Regions from separate parts of the Homo sapiens genome. Here region 1 is linked to region 2. A link is an interaction called in ENCODE POLR2A ChIA-PET data of the cell type or tissue named here. Cell type or tissue: GM12878. All regions are shown on one strand. Links, peaks and the distances in the headings refer to the core of each region. The heading gives the core; the rest is flanking DNA.

Region 1 (8,862 bases), core at 2,814-5,313, 250 kb after region 2:
TCATGCTGTTCATAGACGCTGACTGGAATGTCTAACTCACTCCTCATTTTTCAAAGTTTCATCTTTTCATAACTGCTTGAATTCTTCAAGGTCTTTCTTCTCCCCAACAACATTATTTAGACTCATTTATATTGCCATATGTAGTCATTTAATATTCATTCCATTCTATGAATGTACCACTGTTATTTATTCATTTTACTATTGATGGAAATTTCAGGTTGTTTTCAGCTTTTTATTTATTATAAGCAATTTCTGCTATAAATAATCTTATACTCATCACCTGTTTGCACATGCAAGGCTTTTGCTAGTATCCGTAAATGTCTAGGATTGGAATTGAAGGGTGAATTAAAATAGGTGATGCCGAAGATTGTACTGATTTCTGCTGTACATCAGCATAGGAGACATCCTGTTGCTTTATGTCTTTATGAATACTTGATAGTGCCAAGATTTTTAATATTTGCCAGTCATGTGGGACTAAAATTTTATACCAATGGGGTTTTAATTTGTATTTCTCTGATTACAAATGAGCTGAACATCTTTTAATGTTTTTAATATTTGGTTTCCTTCCTTTGTGAAATATTCATTTTGGCCCATTTTTTCATTGGGTTATTTATTATTTTTAATAGACCTTGACACACAGGAAGAGATACGTATTGTATGTGTTATTAATTCATAGGAGTTCTTTATATATTCATGATCCTGATCCTTTGTCAGTTTGATGTGTGGCAAATATCTCCTTCCAGTTGATGGTATGTATTTTTTCTCTCTTTTAATGGCTATTTTTGATGAACATAAATTCTTTTAATGTAATTTATTTTGTCAATATTTTCCTTTATAATTTCTATCCTTTGAACTGTGTTCAAGAGTGGCCTAAGTACCCTGAGGTGATAAAGATATTCTCCTATATTTTCTTCTAAAGATTTTTTGTAAAAACACCCTTTTATTTTGAAACACCTTCAAGCTAATAGATATGTTGAAAAGATAAAAATAGTACAAAGGACCTCAGTATACCCTATTCCCAGATGCACATATTATTTACATTTTACTCCCATTTTCTTTTGCATTCTCTCTCTCAACTTTTGAAAATCTCTTTCTTGAAACCTTTAATGGTAAAGTAAGTAAATCATGGCCCTTTACCCAAAATGCTTCTAATATATTTTTTTAGGAATAGGGATATGTTTCTAAAAGTTTAAAAAATTTGCTTCCCCCATTTAAATTCTTGGTCCATCAATAATTCATTTTTGAGTAAGTTATGAGGCAGAGAGACAATATAAATTTTTATGGAGATATCTAAGAGTCCCACACTCTCTGAAAATAATCCAACATTTCCTCTGTAATGTTACTTGCAACAAATATCAAGATTTCACATGTGCATGGATCTGAGTCTGGGCTCTTCAGTTTGTCCCTTTGGTCTGTTTGTCTGTCCTATTAAGACAGACTACATTATCTTAATTACTATAGCATTGTAGGAAGTCTTGATATCTGGCTGGGGAAATCTCTCTACATACTTTGTCTTCTTTAAGGGTGTTTTAATGACCATAAGATCTTTACTCTTTTATATAAATTTTAGAATTAGTTTATCAATTGCCAGGAAAAGTCACTTGGGGATTTTGATGAGAAATTCATGAAATCCATTGTTAAATTAAATAAGCAGGAGGCCAGTAAACTGAGGTTGTCTTTGTACCTTGATTTCCTATGCAACAAACTGCAGCCTAACTTAGCGTGTACTAAACTCAACACTTTTTTCTAACAAATGGCTGGGTTTCAGCCAATCACAGGTAGCCAACTGATTACATCATGAGAAAATAAGCCAAATGCCAGCTGTAGCGATTCAGATGCTTTCTCTACCTGGCTTCCATATTCAGTCTATTTCCATAGCTCACTGCTCATGCTTCTGGGTAGAGCTCTCTGAACCTCTTCTGGTTCTGAGTGCTGCCTGATTCATGAAATGTTCTTTGCTCAAATAAATTCTGCTAAACTTAATTTGTCTGAAGTTTTTCTGTTAATACTATAAATCAATTTTCTAGGAACTGACATCTTTGCAAAATTGAGCCTTCTGATCTATGAAGTTAGTATGTTCCTCCATTTAGTTATTTAAAAAATCTCTGCAATAAATGTTTGTAGAATATTTTTGCAGAAAAATATTGCACATCTTTTTCATATTTATGCATCAGTATTGTATATATTTCTTGATATTATAAATGGTATTTTTAAAAAATGTAAAATTCTAAATGTTTGTTATCAGTATATAGAATACAAATTGGTATTATAGCTAGTAAGCTGGCTAGAAGCTCTAATGTTAATAATATATCTGTAAATTTTTTAGGTGGTCTATGCATACAATTATATGATTTGCATATAGTAACAATTTTGTTTCTTTTTTCCCGATATTTATATCTTTCATTTGTTTCTTATTTATCTAGGATGACTAGGACTCTTAAAATAATATTGAATAGAAGTGAGAGTAAATGTTCTTGAATTGCTCCTAATTTCAAAGGGAATAATTTTTAGTATTTCAACATTGGGTGTTTACTGTCATTTTTTTGTGAAGGTCTTTGATCAAACTAGAAAGTTTTCTTCTATTCTTAGTCTATTGCATATTGAATGTCATTGAATGCTTTTCCTGAATCTCTATGATGATTAATTGGCCCTCTTTAATCTGTTAGATCCGTTATATTAATAGATTTTTCTGAGTTTGAACTAACCCTGCATTCCTAGAATAAACCTAACTTGATTGTGATATAATACATATTATGTAGGATTATATTATATAGAATTCAGTCTGTCAATATTTTGTTGAGAGTTTTGCTTCTATTTTTAATGCATTAGTTTTTTTTCCTGATTTTACAAATTTTGTAAAATAAGTTGAGATAATGTTTTCTCTTTTTCTGCTTGCTGGAAGAATTTGGTAAGATTGAAAGTATCTATTCCTAAATTTAGTGAGAACTCACCTGTAGAACCATTTAGGCTTAGAGTTTCTTGTGGGAAGATTTTTAATTACTGACTTAATTTTGTTAACAGTTATCAAGCCAGTCAGATTTTCTATTATTGCCTGAGTCATTTTTGGTAATTTATATTTTTCTGAGAAGTTGGCTGCTTCATATAATTTTTCAAATTATTTTTATAAACTTATAATATTCTTCTTTTATCTTTATAATTACTGCTACATCTGTGGTTTGGTCCTCTTTTTATCTCAGTCTTAATATTTTTTATTTATAACTTCTCTGTCTTTTCTTGATCAGTTTTGCTGGAAGTTTATCCATTTATTAGTGTTTTTAAAGATATAACTCTTAGCATCTTGATCCTCTTTATAGCTTTTATGTTTCCTATTTTATTAACTTCTTCTCTTGCCTTTATTATTTCTTTTTCCTACTATCTTTGGGTCTATATTGTTTTTCAAAGTTGACTTCTTAAATTGAATGTTTAGTGCAGTCATCTTTAATTTTTATTTCTTAAATATAATCAACATAATGATTATAGAAATTTATAAAATAAGTTGCCTTATCTGTATTGCTTTTTTTTCCCTCTACTAGTTTGGAAGTTATGCAGTTTATTTCTAGTCTTTTAGTGTATCCCTAGAATTTTTTCATGTATATTTAATCAATGTGTCTAATGTTAGTGAATATTTTATTCTCTTGAATAATCTAAATATATCCATATGCTTTTCCTTCAATTACCTCTCAATCAATTTACATGCTATTATTGTCAGCAGGTAAGAACTATATTTAACTCAGTCTGGTTTTTATTTTCTCATCTCCATAAATTAGACATTGTTATCTCTAAGTTACTCCATGATTAAAAAAAAGTCATCACCATTTTGGGTTCCAAGGTAATTATTGCAAGTCCTAATTATTGCAAGACTTATACTGGCCTTCATTGTCCTAAGGAGTGCAGACTTTTAGTCTAGGCCTGATTTGGAGGATACCAAAACTATTTTAAAAATCAAGTCTGTGAAACTATTGCTGTTTCTGAGAACTGTTTACCTCAGACAAATTTCCCCTTGATTGAGATGATCAAACAACGGCTACTCTCTCACCCTTTCCTGTTTTCATACTCTGACACATACTGTGTTTTCTTTCTAATGAAACAAGTCTGGGGAATTTTCTAGTACCCCTAAAAACCTGCTTTTAAAAATAAAGTTCATGAAATATTTCCCCTCTTACTGGGATTCCACTGATTTCCACTGGTTCCCTTTCCTTTCCTTGCACCTGAAGCCTTGGGTCTTTACTGGCAAATAAAGTATTTGGGTAAGGCATGAGATATTTAATATGTGAAAACAAAAAGCCTCAGTAAATAGTGGAGATGTGGGCTTTACTTGTCAGAGTGCATTCCATGTGTTTCCTGAGTAAACGTTTCAGAAAAACCCTTAAAGACAACAGACTCTAATCAGGCCAGCACAGCACACACACACAAAAAGTCCAAGTGAAAGCGTAAGATAAGAGAGAATTATGACTATTCTCTCTAAAAAGGAAAGCTCTATTTCTGAAAGTGTAGAGTCAAAACAGTTGAATTCTTCATCCTTACAGTCCTGCTGGGAGTGAAGAACTACCAGATTTCTGACCCGAACAAGAGCAACGACCTGCCTCCAAGCTGTCGGACTCTAAAACTCATGCCCTGATGCAAATGACCCTCTCAATGGATCCCTGGTACACACGTTGGGTTCCTTGATTTTGGTCTCACTCAAAGTTTATTGTGTGTCAAATTTATAAAAAGGGAAAAGCCCGTCTGTGACCAGATGAAGAGACAATGCAAATCTTACCTGGCTATGACGGTGCTGGATCACAGCAGGCCTGCAGGCCCTCAGGGAGGCAACGTAGCTTCCCTGCAGACGTCCTGCGGGTGCTGGGGTGAGAAGACAACAGGCCTTTGGAAGACGTGGCTGCAAAGTCAAGCCACAAAGTGACAATGATGACCTCTGACTGAGAATTAGAAGACTGAAGGGAGAATGTTAAAATGTGGTCAAGATTTTGATTGCAAAATCTACACTCAAAATGATCTTTTAGGTTGTTTTTTTTTTAAATCCATAAAATGGGTTTATCTGAGATAAAGAGACATCTCTTTGTTCAGTATGGGGAAATTTCTTCCATAAATATGCAGTAATAGAGGATGTTTTTCCCTTTGAAGTTTACTGCTTATAGTATTTCTAGATCTCAACTTGTGAACATTACCAATATTGCAACATTTTGCTTCATCACTGAGTGTTTTAAGTTTTACCTCTCATTTCTTGAATGGTTGTAGAGACTGTCAAATGGAAGTCTGGGGCATATCTTTTCTAAACTTGCTTAGAATCCTTCTAGAGCTTATCTTTTTCTTAAGATTGAGGGCTGTCATAGATGAATTTAAATTTCTTTCTATGTTTCCAATAGAAAATTCATGTTTAATTTCTAAATGAATATAAGGTATTCTTTTTGAGAGTAGTTTCATTTTTTTAATCATAATCACTTAAAAATATCTAAGTGTTTTGTGAGGATAGAAACTTTATAATTTTATATTTGTATTTATTTATTTAGACGTTGTCTCGCTCTGTCACCCAGGCTGGAGTACAATGGCACAATCTTGGCTCACTGCAACCTCCACCTCCCGGGTTCAAACAATTCTCCTGCCTCAGCGTCCCAAGTAGCTGGGATTACAGGCATGTACCACCATGCCCAGCTAATTTTTGTATTTTTAGTAGAGATGAGGTTTCGCCATGTTGGCTAGGCTGGTCTCGAACTCTTGACCTCAGGTGATATGTCCACCTCAGCCTCCCAAAGTGCTGGGATTACAGACATGAGCCTGTAATCATGTATTTAGACATATGTTCATGTGTGTGCTTTATTTTAAATTATATTAATATTTTTCCAGTGTCCCCAGTGTGCCAGGTACTACTGTGTCTTACATATAGTAATTTATTTGATCCTCATGAAAGCCCTATGAATATGTACTGTCATTATTTCCATTTCGTATGTGAAGAAGCCTGGGCACAGAGAGGTTAAGTGACTTCCCCCAGTCACACAGCTCATGACGCCGGACCTATAGCGCTGCTGACTCTCGTGATGCTCTGCTGTAATATAATAACTCTCTGGCCAGATGCGCTGAGCATTTAACCTGTTTCCCAGGTTCATCCACATGTGGAAGCTGCATTAACTTCTAGAACCACCAGGACGTTATACTAAGCCAGACACCAAAGGACAAATGCTGTCTGATTCTACTGGCGTGGCGTCCCTAGAATAGGCAAATTCATGGAGACAGAAAGTAGAATGATGGCTGCCGGGGGCTGGAGCAGGAGGCGTGGGAGTTGTTTAATGGGTATAGGGTTTCATTTTGTTGGGGAAAGGAGTTCTGGAGATAGATGGCGGGCTGGTTGTACCACATGTAAATGTACTTACTGCTACTGAACGGTGCACTTACAATGGTTAAAAATGCTATTTTTTTTTTACCGTAGTTTAAAGCACCCCACTAAAATTATCTTCAATAGGCCAATGATTCAGGGAACACAGAGCATCTCCTGTTACTGGGAGCTGCTGGGTAATGGAAAAGTTGTGTTCAGCTACTTTGAACCCTTCAGAAGCAAGGGAGACTTCAAACTGGGGATTGACCTGAGAGATAGCTATAACTTGGAAAACTGTGCGTGGCTTTGATTCTCTCATATGCATTTCACCTTTTGGTTTCTGCTGTGAATTGGTGGAAAAGAGAGGCTAGAGCTGCGTCTGGTGGGAGGGCTGGAGACCGTGGCTACGGCGCACCTCTCCTACTGCACTGGGAGTAGGGGAATTGGCTTGCCTGCTGGCGGGCCTCCCCGGGCTTGGCTCTGTGAGCCTCTCTCGCAGGTCTGGGCTTCAGTTCTTGGACATTTTTGCCCCTGAGTGACCGTGTCTGGCTGCTGTGGTCTCTGTGTGTCCCACCCTGCTGCCTCCCTGCAGTGCTCCAGGACTGGGCCTCCACCACAATAATAATCACCACCGTTTTATCAGGCACCAGGGCACACACAGTCAGGTGTAATCTTCACAGCAGCCCCTTCAGGTCAGTGCCAGTACCCCCAATTATCAGAGGAAGACCCTTCCTTCAATCCCCACTGATGAAATTAGGACCCCCAAATACACTTTCTCATAGTACCTTGTACATTTGATCCCAGCCCTTTCCTCCATGTAGTTGCCAGATGGGCGTAATTTGTTGTGATGTCTAGCTCCCCTATTAGTAAGCTCTGCCTCCGTTTTTGTTCCTAAAAGTAACTCCAGCAAGAGGCAACACAGTGCTGGGCTGCATTAGGCTTTTGGCCAACATTTATAGAGTGAAGAAATGAGTTGCATAACATGTCCAAGGTCCTGTTGCAAATCAATGACAGGTTAAAAAACAGGATTAAAATAAAACCCTATCACATATCTCTTCCTTGTTCTCTGTTTTAAAAATTATATATGTACACACACGTATATATGTATATGTGTGTACATATGTGTGCATGTGCGTATCTGTGTATGTGTGTATACATACGTGTTTTTTAAAAAATATGGCAGGAAGGGCTGGGTGTGGTGGCTCAAGCCTGTAATCCCAGCAGTTTGGGAGGCCCAGAGAGATGGATCACCTGAGGTCAGGAGTTCAAGACCAGCCTGGCCAACGTGGTGAAACCTGTCTCTATTAAAAATAAAAAAAATTAGCGGGCGCCTGTAATCCCAGCTACTCGGGAGACTGAGGCAGGAGAGTCATTTGAACCCGGGAGGCAGAGGTTGTAGTGAGCTGATATCATGCCATTGCACTCCAGCCTGGGCAACAGGAGCGAAACTCCATCTCAAAAAATAAATAAAATAAAATAAAAATAGGGCAGGAAGAAGAGAAGAGGAAGACCTGCAATTCCCTAAGGGAAGAAGCAAGCGGGGGTGAATGACAGCCTTCAGTGACAGGCAGGGGATGTCAGAGAGAGTCAATGCCAGAGGCTTGGCTCCTGGTTGGGCAGCAGAGGCCCTCAGGGTGACAGCCCTCCCTCCCAAGGCTGGGATACATCAAGAATCAGGTGGAACTATTGATTGAGATCAGAGTCCATCAAGTCCCCACTGCATGAAGCTCAGTTCTCCTCCACACTGACTAGGCCGTCTCTGTCAGCACCTTCCCCCACTGTCCCTGTCCCCTGCTATGGCCTGAATGTTTGTGCCCCCCCAAATTTATATGTTGATACAAAATCCCCAATGCAGTAGTCTTAAGAGGTGGAGCCTTTGAGAGGTGATTAGGTCATGAAGGCTCTGCCCTCATAAATAGGGTTAGCGCTCTTATAAAAGAGGCTTGGCAGAGCTTGTTTGCCCCTTCCCCTTCTGCCATGTGAGGAACATACAAGGCATCATCTATGAGGAATGGGCCCTCACCAGACACTAAAACTGCTGGCGCCTTGATCTTGGACTTCCCAGCCTCCAGAACTGTAAGCAATACATTTCTGCTGTTTATAGATTACCCAGTCCAAGGTATTTCACTGTAGCAGCCTGAAATGGACTAACACACACCCTATTCACACATTAACACACGCACTCAGACACATATCACGTACCTGCACACACACAAACACACCCTCAAATCTACACATATGCACACTCACAGACACATACACTTATATACACCCACACAGATCCACATATGAACACACACACACACACACAGACTCAAACCTGCACATACACTCACACATACACCCACACACATAGTCACACACACTTGCCCATGTGGGAGTCTGAAAACATTTTCATGCTTTCTGAGGCTCCCTATTTCCCGTGGAATTAAGTTCAAACTCCTTGGCATAGCATTTGGGGCCTGTCACATGGAATCTGAACATGTCTTTCTGACCCTTTCTTCTCCCACATAGCTCTATCCATGACATCCATCAGGAGGCAATTGGGTTCC
Region 2 (2,500 bases), core at 1-2,500:
ATCTAAGAAGCCCATAGATCACCAAATAATGCTAAAACAAAACACCTAGACACATCACAGTCAAAGTGCTGAAAACCAAAGAAAGAAAATCTTGAGGGCAGCTAGAAAAATTTCATATAATTATTTCAGAAAAAAATCTGACTTTAGGGCAAAACATATGAGATAAAGATGTTCTTTACTTAATGATAAAAGGAAAAAATGCTAGTATGCAACTCTGCATGGAAAATCATAAAAATAATCTAATTTATTTTCCAACAAATACATCATAAAGTATACATTCCAGGATAAGGTTGAGCATTCTCCCAGTCACAGCTCCACCAGCAATCCCCAATCCCATATTCCTAATGTTTCTATCAAAACAAGCAAGTAAATCATAGAGTTTGAGAGATACACAGAAGGCCAATATTAGTAGGAGACAGACTTTAACAGCAGGCAGAAATCTGATTCAATGATGATTTAGGAGACTTGAAAGAGCCACAGTTGCTACACATATGGTTGTGAGGTGTTTTGAGGTTAAAGAGTAAATTCTTCAGAATATTTCTGAATAAGTATTGCATCCTTAGAAATTCACAAAGGGGTTTTGCAATGGCTGAAGATGTGGCTTACCTCTGAGAATAAAGGCAAAGTATCTCTTATGATTAGTCTGAAGCTCTAAAGTAAAATATTGCAAATCCATTTACAATTACTTACAACTTATTTATGAGGCATTTCTTTCCACTTTAAACAAAATTTTAGAGTTATAATGACTATATTACTTAGAAATGACATACCTAGTTGGTTGACTTGTCTAGGTATGGCTGTTATAAACAAACTAAAAATGCTATGAATATACTAGGAAAGTGGTTCTCTATTTCTTAGCAATTTTTTCTTCTAAGTGGCTGAATTTTTATGTGTTTAGTTCACTTTTCATTTGTGGTTTGAGATTTTTAGATAGGAATCTGAGAAAGATGAACTACAGGGAAAAAAGGGGTCAAAGTGAATTTCTAAAAATCGCTGTAAAAATTCAGCTAAAGTCGAAACTCTTCTCTAGCTGTGAGTTTTGTCTGCAAGTTTAACCTTGAGTTTACAAAATAACACCCAATATTTGTCCATTATGAAACAATGTGATTAGACTCATTATGAAACAATGTTAGTAGATCATTAAACAGCAGAGACACTTTTGCTCTAATTAGCCTCCACTAAATGAAAAAATCTTCTGTCTCCTGAAACCCCATAAAAATGAGGTATGAATGAAAAAGGTACAATCCACCAACAATTAAGAAAAAGAAGGCAATTAACTCACAACAGAAGTCAACAAGTTTCTGGAAGGCTAGAAGCAGATGAAATGACAGCTGAATGAAGGAGTGGAGAAAGCTGAAGTCTCATGGACAAGGAGGGTGCTGTAGACAAAATGGCAACTCATCTGCCCTGCAGAAACCTTGACTTTGGAAAATGCAGGTAACAACAGAAGGCAGGAGTTAGGAAAGGGCCAGAACACAGAGGCTTAAGTAGCTATCTGTATATCGAACAGTCAACTTCTCTCCATCCTAAAGGGAAGGTAGCTGTAGGTTTAAGGATCACCTCATAGTTGAAGAAAATCTGATATGAAGGCAGGTGGATCATTTGAGGTCAGGAGTTCAAGACCAGCCTGGCCCACATGGTGAAACTCTATCTCTACTAAAAATACAAAAATCAGCCAGGTGGTAGTGGCGCGTGCCTGTAATCTCAGCTACTCAGAAGGCTGAGGCAGGAGAACTGTTTGAACCTGGGAGGTGGATGTAGCAGTGAACTGATATTGTGTCACTGCACTCCAGTCTGGGCGACAAAGTGAGACTCTGTCCACCCCCGCCCCCCCGCCCCCTGCCAAAAAAAAATAAAATCTGATATGAATGTGAAAGGTCTGCATAAACAAAGAAAAAAACTAAATCCAGATTAAGTGAAGACAACATAGCAGAGAGACGAGAACTTAAATTCTGATTAATATCATTAAGAGATTTTAAGACACTATTGTACCCATAAAACAACAACCTTCCTCGAAAAGGAATCAGAGAACTAGCTCTTGGAAATTAAAAACATCACTGCCAAAATGAAAATTTCATATGTGAGTCGGAAAAAAATTTAAGGAAATCTCCTAAAATGTAGAATGGAAAGACAAGGAGGGGCCGGGTATGATGGCTCATGCCTGTAATCCCAGCACTTTCGGAGGCCTAGGAGGGAGAGTCATTTGAGCCCAGGAGTTTCACCAGCCTGGGCAACAAACGGAGATGCTGTTTCTACAAAAAAATTAAAAAATTAGCCAGGCATGGTGGCGCGCGCCTGTAGTCTCAGCTACTCCAGATGCTGAGGTGGGAGGATCATTTGAGCCTGGGAGGTCGAGGCTACAGTCAGCTGAGATAGCACCACTGTACTCTACAGCCTGGGCAACCGTGACACCCTGCCCCTGCCCCTGTCCCTGATACCCCCAAGAAAGACAAAGACGTGAAATATACTGAAGATGTAACGAGAAATAGATAGAAAGCTC

The links. Peaks named below come from ENCODE experiments on the same cell type or tissue, not always from the same donor. Only the 100,000 strongest peaks of a DNase experiment are listed, where the experiment ranks them.
Region 1: POLR2A ChIA-PET joins it to region 2 with 6 read pairs; 1 of 35 experiments calls an interaction of 5 or more read pairs at or near these places.

Annotation. Positions count from the first base shown.
Region 1 is chr6:149,136,197-149,145,058 of GRCh38, reverse strand. LOC124901426 (a long non-coding RNA gene) reads right to left here and starts at 4,910. Exons shown (of 2, transcript XR_007059807.1): 1 at 4,760-4,910. RefSeq lists an enhancer at 4,334-4,563. In GM12878, for the core only: no CTCF peak of the experiment used is centred there; DNase peaks (open chromatin) are centred at 4,008 and 4,698; H3K4me3 peaks cover 1,521 bases; H3K27ac peaks cover 2,246 bases.
Region 2 is chr6:149,391,480-149,393,979 of GRCh38, reverse strand. All of the region lies in intron 3 of TAB2 (TGF-beta activated kinase 1 (MAP3K7) binding protein 2), which reads right to left. Among named protein-coding and RNA genes, the nearest start is that of SUMO4, 7.5 kb to the left of the region's middle. In GM12878, for the core only: no CTCF peak of the experiment used is centred there; a DNase peak (open chromatin) is centred at 1,289.